Linked DNA regions of Homo sapiens: all the other regions are linked to region 3. Evidence: chromatin loops called from intact Hi-C (ENCODE). Cell type or tissue: CD4-positive, alpha-beta T cell. All regions are shown on one strand.

The links. A loop is a pair of places that touch in the nucleus more often than their neighbours do. Peaks named below come from ENCODE experiments on the same cell type or tissue, not always from the same donor. Only the 100,000 strongest peaks of a DNase experiment are listed, where the experiment ranks them.
Region 1: a loop joins it to region 3, with 7 times the contacts of the local background. A loop is called at or near these places in 4 of 110 quality-filtered maps.
Region 2: a loop joins it to region 3, with 9 times the contacts of the local background. A loop is called at or near these places in 3 of 110 quality-filtered maps.

The regions. Positions count from the first base shown.
Region 1 is chr14:22,492,676-22,500,675 of GRCh38, forward strand. It overlaps TRA, TRAJ47, TRAJ46, TRAJ45, TRAJ44 and TRAJ43, and 3 more genes. Among named protein-coding and RNA genes, the nearest start is that of TRD-AS1, 14 kb to the left of the region's middle. RefSeq lists enhancers at 1,246-1,295, 1,326-1,385. In CD4-positive, alpha-beta T cell, no CTCF peak of the experiment used is centred here; DNase peaks (open chromatin) are centred at 126 and 4,116; H3K4me3 peaks cover 8,000 bases; H3K27ac peaks cover 6,867 bases.
Region 2 is chr14:22,478,973-22,486,972 of GRCh38, forward strand. TRD-AS1 (TRD antisense RNA 1) reads right to left here and starts at 3,987. Exons shown (of 5, transcript NR_148361.1): 1 at 3,881-3,987; 2 at 2,269-2,386. It also overlaps TRA, TRAJ56, the pseudogene TRAJ55, TRAJ54, TRAJ53 and TRAJ52. RefSeq lists a silencer at 5,861-5,910. In CD4-positive, alpha-beta T cell, no CTCF peak of the experiment used is centred here; no DNase peak of the experiment used is centred here; H3K4me3 peaks cover 8,000 bases; H3K27ac peaks cover 1,041 bases.
Region 3 is chr14:22,155,817-22,163,816 of GRCh38, forward strand. It overlaps TRA and TRAV29DV5. Among named protein-coding and RNA genes, the nearest start is that of TRD-AS1, 320 kb to the right of the region's middle. In CD4-positive, alpha-beta T cell, no CTCF peak of the experiment used is centred here; a DNase peak (open chromatin) is centred at 4,335; H3K4me3 peaks cover 649 bases.

The sequences.
Region 1 (8,000 bases), 340 kb after region 3:
TTTACTTTTACAAGTTTCTGCAATTATCACAATGTCTTCAGCTTCTTGGGCAAATATCAACAGGTCCTAAATGCAAAGTGGAACAGTCCTCTGTTTCCAGAACCGAGTAGCTTAGCCCCGCCCCACACACCACCCATGCTCAACCACTGTTTTTGTAGAGGAGTTTGACGCTGTGTGGAATATGGAAACAAACTGGTCTTTGGCGCAGGAACCATTCTGAGAGTCAAGTCCTGTGAGTATAAAACACACTCAAGTCCCAACCTGGGTTTCATTGCATATTAAATAAACTTTTTCTGGCTGGGAAGTATTTGATTCTAAAGAAAGGAAAAGTGAAATTCCAAGCGCAACGCAAGCATTTCATTAGTGTGATTCATTAAGAATTTCCATGGGTTGCCTTCGAGAGCGTTAATCACATCCATTCACTGGTGAGACCCACAGTTTGAAAATTGAGTTAAATTTGAAAAAAAAATTGTCACCATCTCTGTAGACCACAGTGCTTGCTGTTTGGGTGTCTAGACTTCCAAAATGGAACCTCAATCTGTAGTTTCGAGCTTGGAGATTTATCCCGAGCCCGTGACTTAGAGATGTGTAAGAAAAGCTGCACACTGCTGGGCCTTGTAGGGCATTTGTGGGATCAGTGTCATGAAATAGCCTGGGTAGACAGGTTGGTGAGGAGACACTGGTGACAGGTGTCTGCCCTGTTTCTGTAAAGCTGCTGACAGCCGTGAGAAGAAAAGCAGCGGAGACAAGCTGACTTTTGGGACCGGGACTCGTTTAGCAGTTAGGCCCAGTAAGTCTGAGCAGAAAGTAAGATATTTATGCCTTTTCCTATTATTTGTTCTAGCCTGACATTTGAGTTGTCCTCCTTTGGATTCCAGATCAACAAACCATAGTGTCTTTTCATACTCCTTTTAATATTTGTGGCTAAGGGCCCTCCGTTCTTCCCATCTGTCCTACATGAGGGTCCTGTGGCCAGGTCCACATTCATAAAGAAGCCAACAGTGATGCAGTTGGTTGGCAGTGTGTCAAGAAACTGCAGTCATCATCTCCAGGGCCCTTACTCTGGTTATGTGTGTTTCAAGCTTTTATGCCAGCAACAGAGGAGAGGGAGAAGTGACCAGTAGCAATGACCAGGGCTATTAGCTGTACCTGGTGTCTGTGGGTTTCAGAGCAGCTGTGGAGGTTACGGGAGGTTCAGGGCATGAGTTTTTCTGGCAGAGGAGTTTATGTAAAGGGTTGGCCCAGAGTGTGTATTCAGGAGGAGGTGCTGACGGACTCACCTTTGGCAAAGGGACTCATCTAATCATCCAGCCCTGTAAGTGCTTTTGCCTGGGAGGTGGGGTTCAAAATGCAGTCCTCATGGGGACATTTCTAAACCTTGGCTCATGTGCTTCTGGTGCCACTACCATTTTTGGCACTATCCTACTTACATGGGAGGTTTTGAGCCATGTAGACAAGGAGGTGATGCAGTTTGTGCTTTGGAGGACTCCTGAGATCTGCCCTTTGGCAACTGTGTTTGAGTAGGAGTCCCTCATTGGAAAATCTGGATGCCAGCAGACAAAAGATATGAGCTTAGGATGGGTCACAAACAAATGGAGGCCACTTTGCCAGCAGCACCTTTGCAACGAAAATTGCTTTCATAGGAAATGTGGAAATGGCTGTGTAGATAGAGATTTGGCCATTTCTCCTTTTCTGTCTTTATACCCTCTTCTCTGCCTGACTTAGGGACCTTAAATTAGAGCAGTTATTAATCATTTGATTTCTCGGCCCCATCACTCATCAAGTATGACAAGAGGGATTCATTAAGATAAAACCCAGAAACAGAAAGGACAAAGAATTCAATTCTCAATGTCTTCAGAGTTGAACTTGACAACTCCTCAGCCTTAACCATCTAGTCAGCACCCCATGACCAACTGAGGTCAAAGAGGGCAACCAGCAGGTAATGTTAGTCAAGTGAGTATCTGGCCAGAGCCCAGCTGCCCTCATAGGAATTAATACTGTGGAGTTTGGGAAAGGGAAATGCATCTGTGAGGGCTCACCCAGGCTGCCCATCTGGGAGAGATCATGGGGAGAGTTCTGAGTGAGGGAGTGAACACCAGATGGAAAGTCAAGCAACAGGTTTCTGTTATGAAGCATCTCACAGTGTAAATACCGGCACTGCCAGTAAACTCACCTTTGGGACTGGAACAAGACTTCAGGTCACGCTCGGTAGGTAACAGAAACCGTGAGGTAACTTAACTGTGTGTTCCTTTAAAACAGGGGATACTGCAGAGGGGATATCCTGGCTGGATGTAGTCCTTCCTTCCTTCCAGTGGGAGGTGATCTCACTGAGGACACATACCTGCATTCAGTCAGTTCTTGTGCTATTTTTATACCTGTTACGGAGGCTTTCCTTTCCACCTGTGAAAACAGAACCTCTCTGCTCCAAGCTTCTTCAGTCTTTATTACCCTATGTATTTCCTTTAGAACAGTGGTTTGGGAATTAATTTATCATCAGGACTTTGTCTCTGATGATATCACTCTGGGCAACAAAATGAAAGGGCTCTCAAATAGAGAACAGAGAGTCCTGAATACTCGGATAACTTTTCCAGAGTGATATGTGTTATGCGTAATGGGATGAAGTGGGCTAGAATGACCTTCCAATGACTATTTTGGAGACACACTAAGGAAACTTGCTTAACATCCTATATCCTTAACTTGTTAGAACATTGGTGAAGTAAAGCAAAATCTTGACCCTCTAAGAACATAAACAAATGCCAACTCCTCTCCCCCAAAGCACTGCCATGTTTCATTATGTGCAATTATGAAACAAATACATGATAATTTATATGAAATTACATAGATGAGTAGTTTGAGTATTTTGACCCATGAGTAAGATGCAAATTGTAGAAGTTCTCAGGTAGTTCTTCATAAAAAGTTGTCCCTGAAGACAAATAGTGTACCTGGGCATAATTTGTTTGCAGTGTTGGTTTATGCACCATTTGGGGACCTGTTTGAAAGCTGATTATGTCCCAGTGTGCCAATTTGGGGTCTCAATTAACTGTGCTCAGTGCACTGATAAGTGCCCATATTTACAGTCTAGAAGCATGACAAAATGACCCCATTTCTGTAGGAAAAGGAGAATGGAACTGTGTGTGGCGTGGTACTTGTCAGTGCTGCTCCCCCTTGTCCCTGCCATGCTGGGAGGTGGCTGCAAGTTTTCCCCAGGAGGTTTTTGTTAGAGCATGTATTACTGTGACAATAACAATGACATGCGCTTTGGAGCAGGGACCAGACTGACAGTAAAACCAAGTAAGTTGGGGGAATGGGTCAATCTTAAAAGCTGACCTGAGTGAGCAATGGTGCTGTTCTGGGCAGTTTCTGTGGGGTTAAGACACTGCCACTCCCAAGAGGATCTAAGTACCTGGTTTCTTTGTGCCTGAGACCCTGAGCTGGTTGGAAGTCTGTTAGTTGATGAATTCTGGCAATCTTAAGGATTAGGTCAAGAAGAAGTAGAAAATTTCACTGGTTTCTTCATTGGCTTGGCTCTGGATATATAAAAATGCTAAATATAAGCCGGGTGCGGTAGCTCACTCCTGTAATCCCAGCACTTTGGGAGGCCGAGGCGGGAAGATCATGAGGTCAAGAGATGCAGACCATCCTGGCCAACATGGTGAAACCCCATCTCTACTAAAAATACAAAAAATTAGCTGGGCATGGTGGCATGCGCCGGTAGTCCCAGCTACTCAGGAGGCTGAGGCAGGAGAATCGCTTGAACCCGGAAGGCGGAGGTTGCCGTGGGCCGAGATCGTGCCACTGCACTCCAGCCTGGCGACAGAGCGAGACTACATCTCAAAAAAAGAAAGAAAAAGAAATATGGCTGAGAAAGTGGCATGGTGCTCCTGGTCCCTAAAGTAGCCCCTGGGACCTCAATGTTGACCTCCTGTGCTGGGTGGGATGTTTCTGCCCAACCTTGCTATTGTGCCTCTGGCACAAGCATTCTGTCAGAACCCAGTGTCCTAGGAACAAAACAGGGGATTTACGATCAAGTTCAGATCTATCTGCACAGCCAGCTGTTAATTTTAGAGAACTGTCCTGACCTTGCAAAGGAACTGGAAACAGAGGCTGCAAGGTGGGGAGACTTCCACTAGAGGGGAAGGTGATCTCACTTGCTCAGCCTTCCCCTCCATCCTTCCCACCTGTTGATTATTGTAAAGCCCCATAGGACTGTGTGAATTATGGAGGAAGCCAAGGAAATCTCATCTTTGGAAAAGGCACTAAACTCTCTGTTAAACCAAGTAAGTGTTGGGGATTCAAAGTCCTGATTTATCATCAGTACTTTGTCACTCTGGGCAACAGAATGAAAGGGCTCTCAAATAGAGAACAGAGAGTCCTGAATACTCAGATAACTTTTCCAGAGTGATATGTGTTATGTGTAATGGGATGAAGTGGGCTAGAATGACCTTCCAATGACTGTTTTGGAGACACACTAAGGAAACTTGCTTAACATCCTATACCCTTAACTTGTTAGAACATTGGTGAAGTGAAAACAAAAGCAGTAAGTGCAACTAAAGTGCAATGCAGAGTGAGTGAGAAGAGACTTACCAACTCCTTTCTCTGTGATATCTTCCCCCCACCTTCACCCTTGAACCCCACAGAATTGTTTCTGTCCATGCCCCTGGCTGTTCCCAGTCCAGACCAGCACGTCGTTCTGCTGGACATAGGAAAACTCCAGACTTCATAACATGTCACAGGGCCCCCTCCCTCAGATGGCAGATCTCAATATTGATCACCCACATCACTGTGGGGAGTGGTGACCTTGTCAGCAATGGTCTCATGGAAGAGGGAAGCTTTATTTACACCATCAAGGGCCCATGGATGACCCACAGTCTGTGTGACTGCTGTGTGATTGGTTTTCAGACATTAGCTTTAATAGGAATCATAGGAGAAGGGACATGGTGGCTACTGCAAGGGGTTTTTTGTTTAGGGAGAACGCACTGTGGAACTCAAATTCCGGGTATGCACTCAACTTCGGCAAAGGCACCTCGCTGTTGGTCACACCCCGTGAGTTTTTGTGGTTTACTAATTGTCCTCTCTGGAAAGAAATCCAATGGGACCTGTTGAAACACAGCTGAATTTAATTGCTATGCTTAGCATGCAGTTGTTAACTATGTCTGATGTGTGAGCAAGATATGAATACATGTTTCCCTGGAGGCTGGATTTGGTTATCAGGTCTCGGGGCAGTTTGATAAATTGTACTAATGCTGCAATCACTGTTTTTCAAAGGTCCACAAAGCACGTTGTGGCTTTGGGAAAGGCAGAGATAAGAAGCAAAGCTTTGTGATAGAGACAGAAACAAGGCCATGAAAAGGGAAGCTACCAAAGCAATGGCATAGCCAAGGAAGTGTGTCCTCAACAGATAAGTGGCAAGGACCCTGTTGAGTTGATGCTTGTGTTGTCTGGTAGAATTAAAAAATAAGATGAGTGGGCTGGGCACAGTGGCTCATGCCTGTAATTCTATCACTTTGGGAGGCTGAGGCAGGTGGATAGCTTGAGGTCAAGAGTTCAAGACCAGCCTGATCAACATAATGAAACCCCATCTCTACTAAAAATACAAAAATTAGCCGGGCGTGGTGGCGGGCACCTGTAATTCCAGCTACTTGGGAAGCTAAGGCAAGAGAATCTCTTGAACCCGGGAGGCAGAGATTGCAGTGAGCCTAGATCGTGGCACTGCATTCCAGCCTGGGTGATAGAGCGAGACTCCGTCTCAAAAACAAAAAGAAAGAAAAACAGAAAAATAAGGCGAGTGGACTGAGGACTCCAGTGAAGGGAGGGCAGCAGGAGTTCCAAGCTTGGCATGGCTTTCTTCCTCTACGAGAATAGCAGAACAATGTAACTTTCTCTAGAGAGAGAACAGAGCCCTTGATTTATCACATCAATGCTTCTGTTTAGGTAGCCCCCTTCCTCACCGTAGGGACAAAGCAGGCCCCCACATGGACTTCACCCCCTTAACTAGGCTGGCCAAGCCAACCCTATGGGAGAGGCAGAGAATCCCAGGACTGCAGAGGGCCTCCCCATGTCCACTAGATTATCTGTAATAAAACAGAATATTTATCCAAGTTGTGAAGCTGTGAGGGAGAGGGTAATCGTGATAGATTATAAAAAGCAATATTGAAAATTATACAAGCTGTCTCCACACTTGCAGAATTCAGTGTGTTTTTTGTTGTTATTGGGTTTTTTTCTGTTAGAATTACAGAAACAGGGGTGCTTTCCTGCAGGCACCCTGTTTGCAAAAATGTCTGCCATCTCACATTTCAGTAGTATTTCATCAACAATCTTCTGCACACGAACCAGCTGTGACAATAAGGTAATGGGGCTGATTTGTTAACAAATCGAGTTTATACATTTCAATGAGTGGCCTAGTCAAAACACTCAGCTTGAAGCATCCAACACTGTCCATTGCTTTCCCCCTCCCTGAAACCACCCTCAAAGGCCAAAACACTTTCTTTTTGTAGCATCCATGATGGCTTTATCTTTTAAAGGTGGATTTTACTCTTGATAATCAAAATCCTTTCAGAACCAAGGCTATTAAATAGAGGAGAGAATCGACTAGTTACTGATACTGTTTTGGATCCAAAAATAGATGTAACTATAAAATAATGTCATGGGTTTGTTTATGTGGCTCATAAACTGGCTCTCGGGGGGAATCCTAGATGGAATATTTCAGAGGGTTCAACAGTCATTTAGATGCTTAAGTCCTCATATGTTCACTAAATCAGACTCTTTAATTAATAAACATGCATAAAGATAGCATGAGATTGAAGAACTTTTGCAAACTCGGACCCAATAGAAGCAGTGAAGACTTTCTGTATGAATTAAGATATAATCCGAAATAAATTACTTGTAGAAAAATACGAGGTCAAGGCCTTTCAATGGGGAAAGTGCATGTAATGCCCCTTTTATTCATGGAGAGTAAAGCTGCTTCCATAAATGGTAACATTATGTTGGTTTATGTAGAGACACATAACACTGTGACTACCTCAGGAACCTACAAATACATCTTTGGAACAGGCACCAGGCTGAAGGTTTTAGCAAGTGAGTATTACAGACAAGACAGGCTGTATTTTAAAGGTTGTTGGTGTTCATGTTTGAGGGACAAGGGAAGGTAGGACAAGGGAAATACCCATGTAAACTGTGCAAGCTAAAATCACTGCTATCTGAAGCGGCAATTCTGGGTCCCTCTACTCTGGACAGGAGGGGCGAAGGAGAGCTCTGAGGCTTACCATGATGGACTTACTGCCGATTTCATAAGAATTGTATCCATCATTAGCAAAATGTTTATGACTTGAAGGCCTCAAGAAACTCCTGTTAACACAACAGGAGTTCTGTGTTCTTTATTCTTTTAAAACTATATTCTCACTTTACATTTTTCACTCATTTTTCTGCCTTTTTTTATGCGTCTCTCCTCTGTGCAACTCAATGCTTCATCTGGGCATTCATATTTTGAGAAATCATCTCAAGAGGAAATCATGTCCAGATCCTAGCATGTCACTCAAAGCTCTCTGAAATCTGGGCCCTTTCTATTCTCCAAATTTATTCCCACTGATTCCCTTTCATGAATGCTCTGCTCCAGGAAAACTAGGTATCTCCCTCCCTTGAATATTTACACATGCCCACACCTGTACCCTGTGTCCATACATCAGACATCCTGGACCCACCACCTAAAACAGGCTTGCACAGGTGACAAAATTTGGCCTCATCATCTCTCAGCCTTGAGACCCAGCACAGGCATCACCAGATTTAGTTTCATAGGAAGAGCATGAAAAATCATATCATTTTTTAATTAAGCAGGCCAAGGTAAGAGATCCATCAGACAAAGAAGCAAAGTAGGAAGGAGAGAGATGGCTTCTGTAATGGGTTTGCAAAGGAGAGCTCTGTCCCTGAAATAGCACTAATATAATCCAAGTAGGAGATTTACAGGCTGCATGTTTCTTGGTTTCCCTTTGGAGTGCTCCATTCCT
Region 2 (8,000 bases), 320 kb after region 3:
CCTGATTTCCAAATTTTCCATTCTGTTTTATAACCCAGGTCCAAACCACAGCAGTCCCATTAATGGATTCCAGTGCAAAACAACTGCTGGTGTATTCCTACTACACGCAGGTCTCTGTTGTTTGCCCTCATGTGCTATTTTATCTAATAGCTGAGAATGACAGTACCAATGGAGCACTGAGTTAAGGAGTCAGACTGTTCGAAGGCTTCATTCTTCGTTATAATTGGTGAGATTTTCCATGGGACTAAGAGAAAATTGATTAACTCTCTGAGCCTCTATTTTCCTCCTCTGTAGAATGGGGGAGGCAGTTCCTGTTCCCATTTTACCACAGCCGGCGTGCTGTGAGGGGATGTTGGTACATTTCCAATAAGGGGACAATGAGTGTGAAGAGAAAGGAAGGCCCCAGGTGGTCCGTAAACTCTTCCACCAGTCCCACACTATAAACAGCTGGTTTTATCAGGGGGATTCTTGGATGACAAGTAAGCACTTAAGTAAATATCAAGGGGAGTCTGGGCAACTGAGTTTTTGTAGATCCTCGTGTCATTGTGTTATACTGGAGCCAATAGTAAGCTGACATTTGGAAAAGGAATAACTCTGAGTGTTAGACCAGGTATGTTTTAATGAATGTTATTTGTTTCCAAACATAAGCCACCATCCTTAGAAATTCAGTGAAAGATAACCGAATCTCCTGCCCAGTTATTAGCATCTTTCACCATGGGTCTTTCTGGAGAAAATGACAATGTGGGCAGCCCCTGACTGCAGCCCCTTTGGGACTGTTTCTTTAACACCTTTAAGTACTTGGGAATGTTCAGTGTGTTTTTGTTAATGTTGGAGATATGTGTCTGACAAATGGAATCTGAATTGAAGTTTTAGTGTGTAGGGGCAGAAAGCATTTAGAAAGGACAAAAGAAGGACAGATTAGACTAAAATACATACCAATGGCTGGGAGTATGCAATGCAACCCAATCCAAAAGGAAACAGTGAGATGTAGCCTGCTGATTAAACAACTGAGCCAGCACTCCGTGTCAGCTGACTTGTCTTCCCAAAGCTTCCATGTTGGTGCAATTAGGAAAAGAATTGTCTAATCCCCATAACTCAAAATCTTGGAGCCAAGCTAAATTGGGTAAAGCCGTGTAAGATTTTCTGGTACTGACACTGACTACAAGCTGATATTTAGGGAAAAGTTAAGATTGAAAGCAAATATTCAAATTAGTCAGAAAGACCACGAACTTCTGAAAACAAGCCCCAGGGTGCTGTTAACTGCTGCATTTCTAATTGGGTCCTCATGGAACATTTTCATCTCTGCCTTGTCTGAGCTTTCTGCACCAGAGAAGCCCCTTTTGATACCCACTCACTTCTGAGTCCCTCATTGAAAAGGTGGCAACTAAGCTTAGAGAAGGATTCCCTAATCCAAATGCAATACTTGGGGGAATATTTTGAGTATTGCTCCACCATTCTCAAAACAAACCTAATTTCAGTTAACTTGAATGTAGCTGAAATTTTGTTCCATGAGGGAATCTCTGCTTTCTATGATAATGCAAGCTCATTTCAAACAATTGTTTGGGATTTAACTTTTGCTCATAATTCCCAAAAGATACCAACTATTCAATGAGTATCTTAAAATAAAACTACTTTTATGACCAAATTATTATCCCCATTAGAATGGCTAGAATCAGAATGTCCTAGTATGTATTATGTGAACCCCATGCGACCTTCCTAAAGTTTCTTATGCCTAAAACAGCATAAGAGAGAAAAGCATTTCCACGCTAACCTGTGTGTTCACTGGTTAACAAAGGTCTAAAGAGCAGGTGAGTCAGCTGCTCCATTTCCAAACTGGACTGGACATTTACAGTCCTGCAGATACTAAAAATGATAATCAGGAAAAGCACACACAATTCTACTTTTTCTTATAATTCCCATCTTTCCCAAAGAACTGTTATAAATTCTCTCCCAAAGGTGTTATATTCATCCTTCTTTTGTTGCCTCTATTTGTGATGTGTACTGAGGTGAAATATTTGTTGAGATTCAAAAACCCCATGAGATTTAACTTAAGCTTTCCCTGTCAGAGAGATTCTAAGAGCTAAAAGATGGGAAGCTGGTATTTGGGAACTAGATTAAAAAGAAAATCCAAATTAATCCCAAGGAGCAAGGCTCAATAGATAGTTATTTAGACATAACATGTCCACCCTGCAAGCCTAGTTGCTCAGTTGACTGGGCTGCCCCTATCTTAGTCTTGCCTGGAAGAGAAATAAGTTGTTTGCCCCATACCTGTCTTGAGAAATGTCAGCCTCCAGACCTGAAAGCTTCTTGTGATTTGGTTTATTTCTGTAGAGTTTATTATTATACACAGTGTTCTTGAAGTAATAGAGAAGTGCATTAGAAGCTCCTGCAAATGGAAATGAAATGTAAATTTAGATTGTAAATACATGACTGCGGTAAATAGATAGCAAGAAAAAGGATGAAGAGATTAGAAATTTGCCACATTTCTCTAACCCTAAAGGGATGTTTCTATAAATAGTTTAAAACTGTTGAAGACGAAGGGGGAGGAGGAAGGAGAACAGAGGCAAACAGATTTTCTCCTAATCCTTTCCATTTGGCAAAATTAGAAATGGTTTTTCAATTAAATTTCCCTGAGCAGAGGAAGAAACCATGTCTGTTTCCACACTAAAATTCCTGTGGGTGGGAGTCTCTAGAGTTGATTTGGAGGATGGATCCCTGTTAGTGACAAGTGCTGGTAATGCTCCTGTTGGGGAAAGGGGATGAGTACAAAAATAAATCCAAGTAAGTGTGGAGGGACAAGAAGATCTCACAGTGCAGGATTTCCCCTGGATTTTCTGCATTGCCTTTTCACCTTTCCTGTCTTAGCACGACAAATTAGGTCCCAGATGAGCAGGCCCTCGCATTCAAACCGGAAATTTTAAGGAGGAAGCCAGATTAACTTTACTCGGGAGACCTAGTAGACTCTGACTTTAAAGATTCTTTTAATCCAGCTGTTTTTAGGGAGAGCTCTGTAAAAGATGAAAGAAATGTTTTAAAAAAAAATTAAAATTCTGTGGGGTGAAAACAAAGATGTTAAATATTTGATTGGCAAGGCAACTGGAAAATCTGGACCATGTCTACAACTGCTAAAGGAGGCTTTGTGAAAGAGAAAATGAGCAGCCCAAGGAGATCCTGTCCTAAACTTCTCTGGCCAGTGAAATTCGGGCCATTCTCTGCCACAGCCCTGGACTGCTAGGAGGGCAGATCATATGTCTTCCTCAGTGGGGAGAGGTGGGCCCTCGCTGGCAGTTTCTGTAAAGCCTCGTGCTGTGGTGTAATTCAGGGAGCCCAGAAGCTGGTATTTGGCCAAGGAACCAGGCTGACTATCAACCCAAGTAAGTATGACAGGGTGAAGCTACATGCAGCTGAGTACAGTCTTTTCCTTTCTAGACCGTGTCCTGCAAGCTCTCCTTGAGGGACGTATACTCATTTTGCATTGTCCTTTGTAGAGAAGCAGACCAGGAAAGACAGGAAAGCCCTCAAATTTCCACTTTTAAACACCTCCCTGTAAAAACTGTCTCGCTTCCCTCCCCTTCTACAATCAGTTTCTAGTAAATCAGAATCCGGTGAATTGATATGCAATTTCAACGAAAAAAAAAGCAGAGAAATAGTTACCCCAACAAGTGCAAAAAGTAGAAACTATCTGAGTACCAGCCAAGGGAAGATAATTAGGAAAGAAAAAAAAAGAAAGAAATGGATTACTGGAACCATGATGGCAGCTTAGTCACAAAGAAAATGATAAAAAAAAATTAAAATTAAATTTCAAAAACTTTAAAGATATATACATATATATATATCTATATATATATGATATATTGTCCTCTGGAACTCCAGCACTCACCTACAGCAGCTGCATTCTGGACTTATTATCAAATAACCTATAAACCTGTAGCTTAATGAAGAGTTGAGCAATCGTGACTATATTGACCCCCAGGACCCTTCTGCAAAGAGCAGCTTCTGTTCCTGTTTCTGTAAAGCCTTCTGTGGCTGTGAGAATAGTGGAGGTAGCAACTATAAACTGACATTTGGAAAAGGAACTCTCTTAACCGTGAATCCAAGTAAGTTTGAAGGGAGTGGGGGAAGGGGGAATTCAAACACTTCTGATTTAATTACTTGCCCCTCCAAAACATTCCAGCTTAGGTTCCAAATCTAATGTTTGTGCTGGGGGGATATGGTGCCCATCAGAGGGATTAGAACTCCACTGTACAAAGACTAAATTACTTTCAGCCCAAAACATTCCTATCATTCATCTTAAACAAGATTATTGGTGCAAGGAGAAAAACTGAATACAGAATCCTGAGGGATCCAGCTAAGGGTCAGGAAATGTTTGCCGAAAAGATAAAGAGGAAATTGGCATATCGTGACTACGCAAATGCAGTAGACCAAATATAAATTGTCCTGACTTAGATACTAACACTCCTCTTAAATTTATCGCCTGAAATAATGGAACCCTGCAACTTCATTAACTAATGCTGAAAATTCTATAAGCAGGCTCCTTTTCTTCTTTTACCTTCACTTTACCTCTCTGAAAAGAACTGTTCTCAATCCCCAGTCTGGTAACTGAGGTCCAGTCAGTTAACTGTCTGGTTAACTCAGGCAGAGCATTTAACCCCACTTTTTCTTTGGTTACCAAAATAGTGGATTCAGCCTCCACTTTACTTAGTTCACCTGAGAAGGGGAAAATTCATCTGTCCTCTGAGTCGTGAGAATAGAGCAGTACATTCTCTCCTTCAAATATACACCCACCCTTCCCTAATGGTAATGTGTGAGTACTTAGAAAAGTTTTTAAATGTTAGATATAAAAGTAAGGCACAGTGGTTGCTAATGGCACTTCTTGAAAATCTGCGCTGCTGGTGGACTTCTGAAAGTGGTGCTTATAAACTAAGGCTGGAGAAGACTGACTTGTAAAATTCAGATAAAATGAAAATGGGAAAAACTTATCAAAGGGCCCCGGTCTCCTAAGTGCCCTGATGTTGAGTAAAGGCCAAATGCCCCAGTTTTACTTACTCAGATCTGCTTTCTGTGATTAAGAAGAGATGCACACTAGAGAGAGGCACTTTGAAAAACACAGCCCAGGCAAAATTCTTAAAAAGACTGGCTCTGGTGGCGGGGCGGGTGGTGAAGGACTCAGGGACACCGTGCATGCAGCATTGAGGGAGTTAATGCAGACTTGCTAGCAGACAGCTTGGAACGTTCTGGGATAGGCCCTGCCTGAAGAACATGCAGTGTGGTTAGCCATCAAGTTCCCATGTGCAGAAGTGCCTTGCTCAGCAGGGGCAAAATCAGCACGTCTGTGGCAACAGCAACAATGAATAATATATGATGTTAAATCCCAGGGGTTCAGCAGTCTCCACTGAGGTCTTATCAAATTAAAGCTTCAAGGGGATTCATATGAACATCCCAGGAGACTCAAGGACTCAGTCGCTTTTCAGAGGGTGGGCAGCCAATGCTAGGGACCAGACAGTAGGCTTTTTTCTTTGGTTTCTTACCGGAAGCACACTAGGGCGGGGCTCTGCGGTGGGTTTTCCAGAATGCAGAGAAGCTGGGAGCCCCTCTCAGCACTTGGTCAGCCTCTTAGGGGACTGAGAACTGTAACAACTCCTACCTTTTAAAACATTGACGAGGTCAGGGTGTTTGACAGCCTAACCAGGCAAAGAAAATATCTGTGCAAGGCTAGCATTCTTCCAGAGCTCTGGACAGTAATCGTATGCCAGATTTTCCATGCAGTGGATTCTAGCTGCAGGAACTATATGGCAAGGCTGGAGTCCAAGGAACCCATGATTAAATTCTGTTTTCCTGCAGTAAGTGGAACACAGAGATTATTGCCACAGCAACACTTTGGGTGCCTGTCTGTTTGAGGACCTCAGCTGAGGGCAGGCATCTGGTTTTGCTTATGTCCTGCGGAGGCTGAAGAGAGGGTGGGAAGCCCTTTAGACAGTGAATACTGTGAAATAGTGAAGAGATGGGAAGGGTCGTTTGAATCCCTGACTGCTGTCCTTAAAAAAAATGGATACGTCTTCTTAGCTAAATAATAGCCTTTTTCTCTCACCCTTTTCATGATAGTAAGCAAGCTAAAACTTTAACCCTTTGTAACAAGTGGTTGCTTGAAGACATGACTAAACAGGCTAGCATAAATTCAGCCCAAAAAAAGTCTGAGTTAAGAAAACTAAATTCTATTAAAGAGGTGTCTGTTTTTCACACCCCTGGGGGACAGGGTTTGATCATCACCACATCATGAAACTGCCTGGATTTTGCTCTTCACATTTTTTGTGACATCCAGACACAGCCAGGGTGACTCCCAGGATTCCTGTGGTTGTGTCTGTTGGCAACAGAAGCATTATTTGGTCAAGGGATGAAATTTACAGGAACCCCAAGTAAATGTGCAAAAGCCTGCCCCTAATAGAGACCTCACTTAACCCTACCACTGTGGTCACCGGGCTGCTCTGTGAGGTCAGAACACCTCAGGTGAGACTGTGGAGTAACCAGATGTCCTGGTTTTCCTGGGTTTCAGGGGTTTTCCAGGACAAAGGTCATTCTTTGCTAAGCCCAGAATGATCCCCAGGATAGTTAATCACCGTAAGAAGGCACAGATAAAAACTTTTTTCTGTGAGCTACTACTTACATTTCACCAAATTCAAGACTGACAAAAAAACTACGTTGTGTGAAAGCTCAGTTACATGTGCCCATCATTTTTATTTCTTATGCTAGGGCATGAAGGGAAGCTCAGGAGATCCTGTTTCATGAGGCTACAGTCTAAATCTCATCTAATTCTAGTCATTCTCCAAAAAGCTGAACACTCTCCTCTTGTCTCCTTGTAATCAATTCATTGTCATCAGAAATGTGTGACACCTCGAGGGGAGGGGAGGACGTGTCTTGAAAACTGATCAGAGAAATTGTCCTGAAAATGATGCTGTAAAATGGAAATGAGACCTTTAGAAAGAGAGATGCTGAACATGAGAAATCAGTAAGCCTCAAGACAAAAACCAGAGGAAATGGAGAGAGATGGGAGGCAGGAAGCCGGACCTCGGGGGACGCAGCAGGTCAGTGTCCCAGGACCAGAGGTGGAAATGGTCTTCCAGCCTTTGGTGGGATGAAACTGAGCCTCACAGACCCAGGCCCCTTTGGGTGAGTTTATTCTCCCCAGAATTAAAAGAGGAGGAAGTCTGCGAGCTTCAGAAGTCCCCCTAGGGTTCTTGTAAAGGCCTCCAGTGCAGTGCTAATGCTGGTGGTACTAGCTATGGAAAGCTGACATTTGGACAAGGGACCATCTTGACTGTCCATCCAAGTAAGTGTAACAAGACACAGCAGTATACTGGAAATTCTGGAATGTCACCCCAGTGTCAGGTTTTAAAGAACCAGATATTGCTTAAAGTTAAGTGGTGTCCTCTGAGGTCCTTTCTCTTCTTTAACCTCAATATTCACAGATTTTCTTTTGGACCCTGAGTTGTTAGGTCTGTCTCCCTGCTGCGTGTACAGCTGACCTTGACCCTGGAAAGTCAGAATCTTTCCTGCTTTCAGTGTCTTCTCTGGAGGTGATGCCCTAACTTTTTTGAGGGGGAGGTCATCCTTTCCAAATGACTCCCCTGAGTAACCTGTTCTAATGTTTAGTAGCATTCCCTGTCAGAAGTCCTTCCTTACCTCAATCTTAAATTATTCTTGGTATAGCCGAGGCCGTTTCCACCAGCATCATCCACAATAAAGAGGAAAATTGAGAGCGGAGTTTGAATAGGTATGTGGTATTTGGTTCAGAATGGGTTTTAAATGAAAGTGGAGAGGGAAAAAATGAAACCTGAATGGGAATCTGAGGTCTTATTTCAAATCCCTCTCTGTTTCCTGTCTGTCATCTCCTTTTGCTTCTATAGATGCAAAACTACAGAGAGAGAGGCGGGGAGAGAAAGGATAGACAGAAATAAACATCCACTGTGTCCATTCCCTGTCACTGAAACCACCAGGCAAGGGAT
Region 3 (8,000 bases):
TGGTGCAGGTGCATAAATGGTTCCCCTGCAGATATCTGTGGGAATGGTATTACTAGGCAAAATCTATTGATTGATCAACTCTTTCATATATTATCATATCTCTCTGGATAAGAATGAGCAGAGTCCTCAATCCTCCATATCCAAGAGCAAGAAAGCACCAGTCTCACCTGTACTTCCTTTTCCACATCTTTTTTATGGCTTACTTTAGTACAGACAGAATCCTAGGAAATTTTCCATGATATTTTTTCTAACAGACTTAAGTGAAGATGAAAAGGAAGAGGGAAAATAGATGGCCTCTACTACCATGAAGGATGGTCAGAGCTTTCTGCATACTTGACCAGAGACTCAGCCACTTACCTCTATGCTGTGGAGACACAGTGCTTCCCAGGCACCTGAAGCCTGAAATCAGACAAGTACCTGCAATTCTAAGACTCAACAATAAGTTAGAGATGTCCATGTGTTTTGCTGTAACATGGTTTTGAGAAGCATACACTTGATAAATCAAAGTGATTTCATTTCCAAAAAAGATTCTGATGAATACTTACTCTAGTAACTATCTCTGTGCTAAACAGAACAATTCCTAACATCCTAATCCCTAAATCAGGGAATCAATGAGTCAGAAATTCTAGATAAAGGATCCCTCAAACTCAATGATAAGGCTTTCTGTCAAAAAGGGTATTTGCACCCCGAATGCTACTTATTCTTATCTTACATTATCTATGTATAAAGGAAAATCTTGAGAAAGTCAAACCAAAATGTGTCAAAAAAGACATGCTAAGCTCTCTAATCCTTCATTATTTTTTTTTCCAACTTCTTTTTTTTTTTTGAGTCGGAGTTTCACTCTTGTCACCCAGGCTGGAGTGCAATGGCTCAATCTCGGCTCACCACAACCTCCACCTCCCAGGTTCAAGCGATTGTCCTGCCTCAGTCTCCCGAGTAGCTGAGATTACAGGTATGCGCCATCATGCCCAGCTAATTTCTTGTATTTTTAGTAGAGACAGGGTTTCTCCATGTTGGTCAGGCTTGTCTCGAACTCCCAACCTCAGGTGATCTGCCCACCTCGGCCTCCCAAAGTGCTGGCATTACAGGCGTGAGCCACCACACCCGGTCTCCAACTTCTTAAAGTATTTTTAATTGTTCATTTTGCTCATATTCAATAGTATCTATATCATTTTCCTCTTTGTTATGTTTTGTGAAGGTTATTAGAAAAAAGCTTATTTCCAGTCATGAGTATGCTATGTCATCTTCAGCAAGTGAGTCATTTTATTTGTCCCTCATCTCAGAATCCTCATTTATAATGTGAAGATGATATTTCCCACCCACCACTACTCACAAGTTTGATACATTAATTATTCAACAAATAATTATCAAATACCTATTAGGTTCTGTAGGGAACTTTGAATAAATAAAGAGTTCTTTCCTTGTTGAATATATTTCTAGTGGGGAACACATTTTTATTATCAGTTCCTATAAAATAGAGAAGGACTTAACTGGCACAGTAAAGGGTATTATAAAAACAAACAGATGTCTGTTAAAGGAAGCTTTCTGGAGTATGTGGTGCCTCAGTTCAAAATCTGGCAATTTAATAGGAGTTAATCAGACTGAAGAACAAAAGCAAGTGGGGGAAGGTTCTCCAATTTGAGGAACAGCATACATATATAGGCAGGAAGCAAGGCAGATTATAGCAATTTTAAGACATAATGTATAATTTGCAAGTTATTAAATAATGTTCATAAGTAACTCTTATTTTATGGGAGACTAAATAAGAACCTTGAAATGAATCGTCTGTAAATCATAATATGGTAAGGTGAAGGATATGGGGAACAAAATTACTAAGCATATCTACATCCTAACAGAGCAGATAAAGATAACTGCACTAAGAACAAATAAAAATAATCATGCAACTGATTGATGATAAGAAAATGTTAGTTCTTCAGAGACCCTAATCCCTTTTAAGTGTGGAAAGTATTTCTAAATAAGTTGTATAAGATATGATAAATATGATACATAAATGTGATCCATTTTGACTATTAAATAAAGCTGAAATTTCCAATTTGATAAAAGTCTCCACTGATTCAAGGTACTCAGCAAACTCTAAACAGGGTAAATGTAAAGCACATGCACACACACACACATAAACACACACAGAACAAGAGAAATGCATACTTCTACACATCAGAGTAAAACTGCTGAAAATCAAGGAAAAAGAGAAAAATCCTTAAAATCAGCTTTGCTTTTGTTTTTCAAAGGGTCAATTTCATTTCCCTCAAGTTTTTCTGAAATCATGGATGAGTGAGTCTAGCAAATGCCCAGCCCTCTTCAGGAGCCGGGAAACATATGTGGCCCAGTTGCAAATTTGGGGACAGCTTATGGAGGCCTGAAGATCACTGCATTTGATCCACATAGGTAGACACCTGAGCAGCTGGGCTGGCCAAAACTAATTTGACATTATAGTATAGGCAAGAGAATGGCATGGACTCCTCATTCCAGTCAACCAAAAGCAAAGAAGAGGTGTTATTCTACTGGCTGAGATGATTGATGCTGCCTTTCATGGAGAAATGGTTTGCTACAATACAGTGGGGGTAAAGAAGAGTATGTCTGTGGAAACTCTTAATCCCACCATGAATGATGATAAAATTTAATGGAAAACTACAGCAACTCAATATAGGCAGGACTGCTAAGACATAGATCTTGAGGTTATCATCCCACCAGACAAAGAAATATGATTGCTGAGGGCAAAAAACAATAATGAATGATGGCAGAAGAATGAAATTGTGCATACTAGCTACAACCTCTTGACCAGTGACAGAAACAAGATCTGAAGTAGTTATGGGTACATCTTCCTTACTTTGATGTGTGTGTGTGGGGCGGGGAGGGTTAACAACCCATTCTTTTTATTTCTTTTATTCTTCTACTGTCTGCAATAGTATGTGTTTTTATTTGTTAGCTTTATGGCTCACTATAAAATTCACAGGTTATCAAAGGAGAAGTATGACTCAACTAGAAAAAGAATAAACTTCATTTAAAGATGTATAAAGTGACACAAGGGACCTTGCATTTTCTTTTGGGGAAAAGGTTAGCATCCTTACAATTTTATGGAAGAAATTGCATCCTATTAGGTAGAATAATTATTTTACTATTGTCTTATATGGAAATTAAATACCATCAAATGAGGTATGACCTAACGCAAAGTTTATAAGGAGGTACAAAATGGTGGTTTGTACTGGATTAAGCAGGGAACCAAGTTTCCCAGAGTTTCCTTTTTTGTATAGTAGCAGGATAAAATTGGCCAAAGAGTAATGTGTGTGAGCTATGGAAGGCAAAAGTGAAACAGTAGCCACTGCTCTCTGAAGCAGTCATTTGTCATATCTGACAAATAGACACGGATATGCCCAGCAGGTGCCAGCATGTTCTAACTCTGTTCCACTCCATGCCTAGCATGCCTTCCTGCTGACCAGTCACCTTCAGATGCCTGGCGATAGATGAATGGAGATGGTAACCACACAAAGGCAAGAGCTTCCTTAGACTTCTCCTTGAACTTCCCCTTCAAATCACACTTCAGCAGCTGCAAATGCTTGGTTTCTCAGATTAACTGGTTAGAGTTTCCTTCTCTGGCCCTCCCACAGCCCTTAGACCTTCACTTTCCTGTCTCCTTTCACAATCACGTAAAGCCAAATTCCCATAATTAAGCCCCTATCCCATACAACTCATGGTGACTTTCCTGCACTTGACGATACCCTGATTGATGCACTAGACAAATATAAATTAGTTCAATGGAAAGTTGTCCGTCTTTTAAAAATGTGTATCCAGATACCTATTGGGAGAAAGAACAATCAGAAATCTAGTCTTACCAGAAAAAGAGTAGACCTTAAAAGAACACATGTAGCAAGGTGAGTTGCAAGGGAAAGAAGAGAGGGAAGAAAGGGATACAGCCTGTGGGCTCCTGCATTTCCATGAAACACTGGGTGTAAAGAATCAAATTTACTGAACTTAAAGTATAATAATAAAAAAAATCTATCTATATATATATACAAAGAATCAGATTTATCACTATGTGAAGATGTAGGAATTATTTTTAATTAAAAAATTCTCATCAGAAAGAAATTACTTATAACTTTATGAATAATTTAACATATGTCAATCTAATTCTGTGTTGTTAAAGTAAAGATATCAAAGGAATAGCTCTACTCCCATGTTTCAGAAATTCCTGGTAGTATAACTGAGTAGTCTTTATTAGGGAAGACAGACTTCTCTAAACATATCTGGTGACTCAGTTTGGTGTATGCAAATATGAATATGGATATGCTATGACAAGTGTCCCCACCCCCTCCCCCAACTAATTTCCTGTGCAGAGACAGCTGTGTCACCCATCTCCACTGATTCTGCAAGGGACTTGTCATAAAAACTGAATAAGGCCAAGGTTCAGGCTCTTTAGAGTGGTTACTTCCCTAGGAATAGAAGTGTCAACGTGACTTTTATAACATGCTTTGAGCACGTTATAAAATTTGTAAATTGATAGGCTCATCTTCTGCTCTCCCACAAGCTCAAAACACTGTGAATTTTTTACATCTCCAGAATAGAACCTCTTGCTCTTGTGTGGCGGAGCCATCATCAGTTCTTTTAATGTTCACCACTCTCGGTAGATAAAAGTTCTATTTCATTCTAATTGTTCTATGATATGATTTAGAATCACTTTAATGACACAGTCTTCAGTGTGAGAACTTCTCTTGGTTCCAGCATGCATACCCCAGGAGGAGCAGAATCTCCTCAGGTCTAGGGGACCTAGTGGGCTGTAATACTCTCTCTTTCTCTCTCTTTCTCTCTCTCTCACTCTCTCTCTCTCTCTCTCTCACACACACACACACACACACACAAGCAACAAGGTGAATTCACCACAAATATAAAATTGTGAGCCACCAATAACCCACAATCAGCCTCAAAGCTTGCTGAAAAATCTCGCACTAACACCCCTCCCAAATAAAACAGTTTTCTGTAGCAAGGCATAGAGTCACTCATATCCAATGATTCAACATGGGGCTTGTGATGCATCTGTGCATTGTGTATTTTGTACTTTTGTTGTCTAAATGGTGAGTCTGTGTGCATGTGTATGAGAGCACGAGCGAGAGAGAGACTATTACAGACCACTAGGCCCCATGGACTTGCAAAATCAGCCTTCTTATACATGATTCATGCATGGATCCTCATGTTTTGCGTGTGACCACCCTTCCTAACATCAAGTCATAAATTTCCTACAGACAGATACTGAAATTCAACTATAATGAACGGAGTTCATTTGCTGAGCACTCTTGGCTATAATTTGTCTGTGTACTTTTAAAATTGCAGATACCTTTGTCCGGAATGCCCTTTTCCTACAAAGCCAACTTGTTAATCTTCCTTTATCTCTTAAGGCCCCAGCTGAAGGGCTCTACCTTTGTAGGGTCTTCCCTGACTCCACACTGCTAACCTCCTCAGCAGAACTAATGGATCACCGTTATGCTTTCCTCATAAAAACACTCATGTCTCGTGCTATGTTGTAAGTATATAGTTACACATTTTTCTTTCTCTTCAAATTACCAGGTATTTATGAATGAAGATTGTCCCATAACCATATTTGAGACTCTAAGCCAGGCACATTGCTAAATATTGCATAAAAACTAAATTAATATTGATTGATATATAAATACACAAATAAATCAATGAAAATTTCTTCACTAGAAAGTCTGAATTATATAGGTTTAAAGTATATAATATGCAACACAGACAATTTATCAGTTTCTCCTGAATCAATTATTTTTAATAGACTATATATATACATACATATGTATATATATACTATATGTGTATAGTACATACTATACATATGTATATATATACTATATGTATATACTATATATTATATATGCTATATGTATATACTATATATATTATATATATACTATATGTATATACTATATATATTATATATATACTATATGTATATACTATATATATTATATATATACTATATGTATATACTATATATATTATATATATATACTATATGTATATACTATATATATTATATATATATATACTATATGTATATATATTACATAGACATATATATTTTTTTTGAGATGGAGTTTCGCTCTTGTTGCCCAGGCTGGAGTCCAATGGCGTGATCTCGGCTTACTGCAACCTCCATCTCCTGGGTTCAAGCGATTCTCCTGCCTCAGCTTCCCAAGCAGCTGGGATTACAGGCAGGTGCCATCACGCCCGGCTAATTTCATATTTTTAGTAGAGACAGCGTTTCGCCACGTTGGCCAGGCTGGTCTCAAACTCCTGACCTAAGGTGATCCAGCCGCCTTGGCCTCCCAAACTGCTGGGATTACAGGTGTGAGCCATGATGCCCAGCCAGACTTAATGTATTAATGGACTTAAAACACTTTTAATAGAGGCATTTTAACTTTTCTGAGTATTTGTTTCATTATTCTTCAAGTGAAAATTCAAAATGTTTATTACCATAATAAAATATGCATCAAATATTATTTTATTATGTGTTATCAGTCCTTGCTAAAAATAATTTCAAAAAACATTTTGGAATTTAATCTCAGCTGAAATCACTAGTTGCCCTACTAATTCAGCATTAAAAGTACAATTGATTCTTCTTCCTTCCTCCATCATAGTAAACCATGGGGAAATACATTACCTGTGGACCAAGAGTGAAGATAAGCAGCTATGTTGCCTTTTTGGCATCTTCTGGTAAATTTCATGAATATATTGTCTATAGACTTTACAGGATTATGTCACCGTTTTTCTCTTTTGAAAATACAGAACACACTAAATGATCTCATTCAAGTTCCAATAGAGATAATTTCAGTTCAGAAGGTGATCTAATACAGAAGATAAATTTTGTTGTGCTGATTTGTGTTTTTGAGAGAGGTACCCAGAATTTAAATTTAATTTAATTATGTTGTGCTATTTATCATATAGAAAATATGGGCATATTTGAAGACCATATTAGAATTCAATTGCACTAAAGAGTAAGCTACGAAACTTCTTTGTGTTCTAAATTCATATCATTGTATTAAATAAAACATCATACCCATATGCGTCCCCAATAAGTATCAATCCTTATTAATGTTTTTAAACAAGATGTCTGCCTTAGTATGCCAGTTGACAAGGTGTCAGTCATTTGACCTTATGTAATTCTCTAATTTTCAGCTATCATTTTCTACTATTGCTGTGTGTGTGTGTGTTCTCTAAAAACTTTTCCTTCTCTTTCAATCTCTTGTTTTTTAACTTTTTATGGAGAAGGCATTATAAAATCATCTTTAGGAAATACAGAAACACATTTACAGAAACTTTCTACATTTGAACTAAAGGGGGCAGTGCTTCCTTTCATAAAGATAAATAAGCTTAGAGCTCCACACAGGTTGTTCATATGTAAAATGAAGGGTCTGTGGAAGGACATGAATAAAGCACAGGAGGTTGAAGTCAGATTTGCAGCTTTCTAGGCAGGAGATAAGACAATCTGCATCTTCACAGGAGGGATGGCCATGCTCCTGGGGGCATCAGTGCTGATTCTGTGGCTTCAGCCAGACTGTGAGTTGTGCATGGGAGGTTTGAATATAGTAAGAAAAGCTACAAGGAACACTACAAGGCTGGGAGATAATTGGAGAAGTTTTGTTTTGTTTTCCGGATCTTGATGGTTTCCTGTGGGGACATTAAAAATAAAACTGAAAATCTGTTATTCTCTTTCCAAACAGGGGTAAACAGTCAACAGAAGAATGATGACCAGCAAGTTAAGCAAAATTCACCATCCCTGAGCGTCCAGGAAGGAAGAATTTCTATTCTGAACTGTGACTATACTAACAGCATGTTTGATTATTTCCTATGGTACAAAAAATACCCTGCTGAAGGTCCTACATTCCTGATATCTATAAGTTCCATTAAGGATAAAAATGAAGATGGAAGATTCACTGTTTTCTTAAACAAAAGTGCCAAGCACCTCTCTCTGC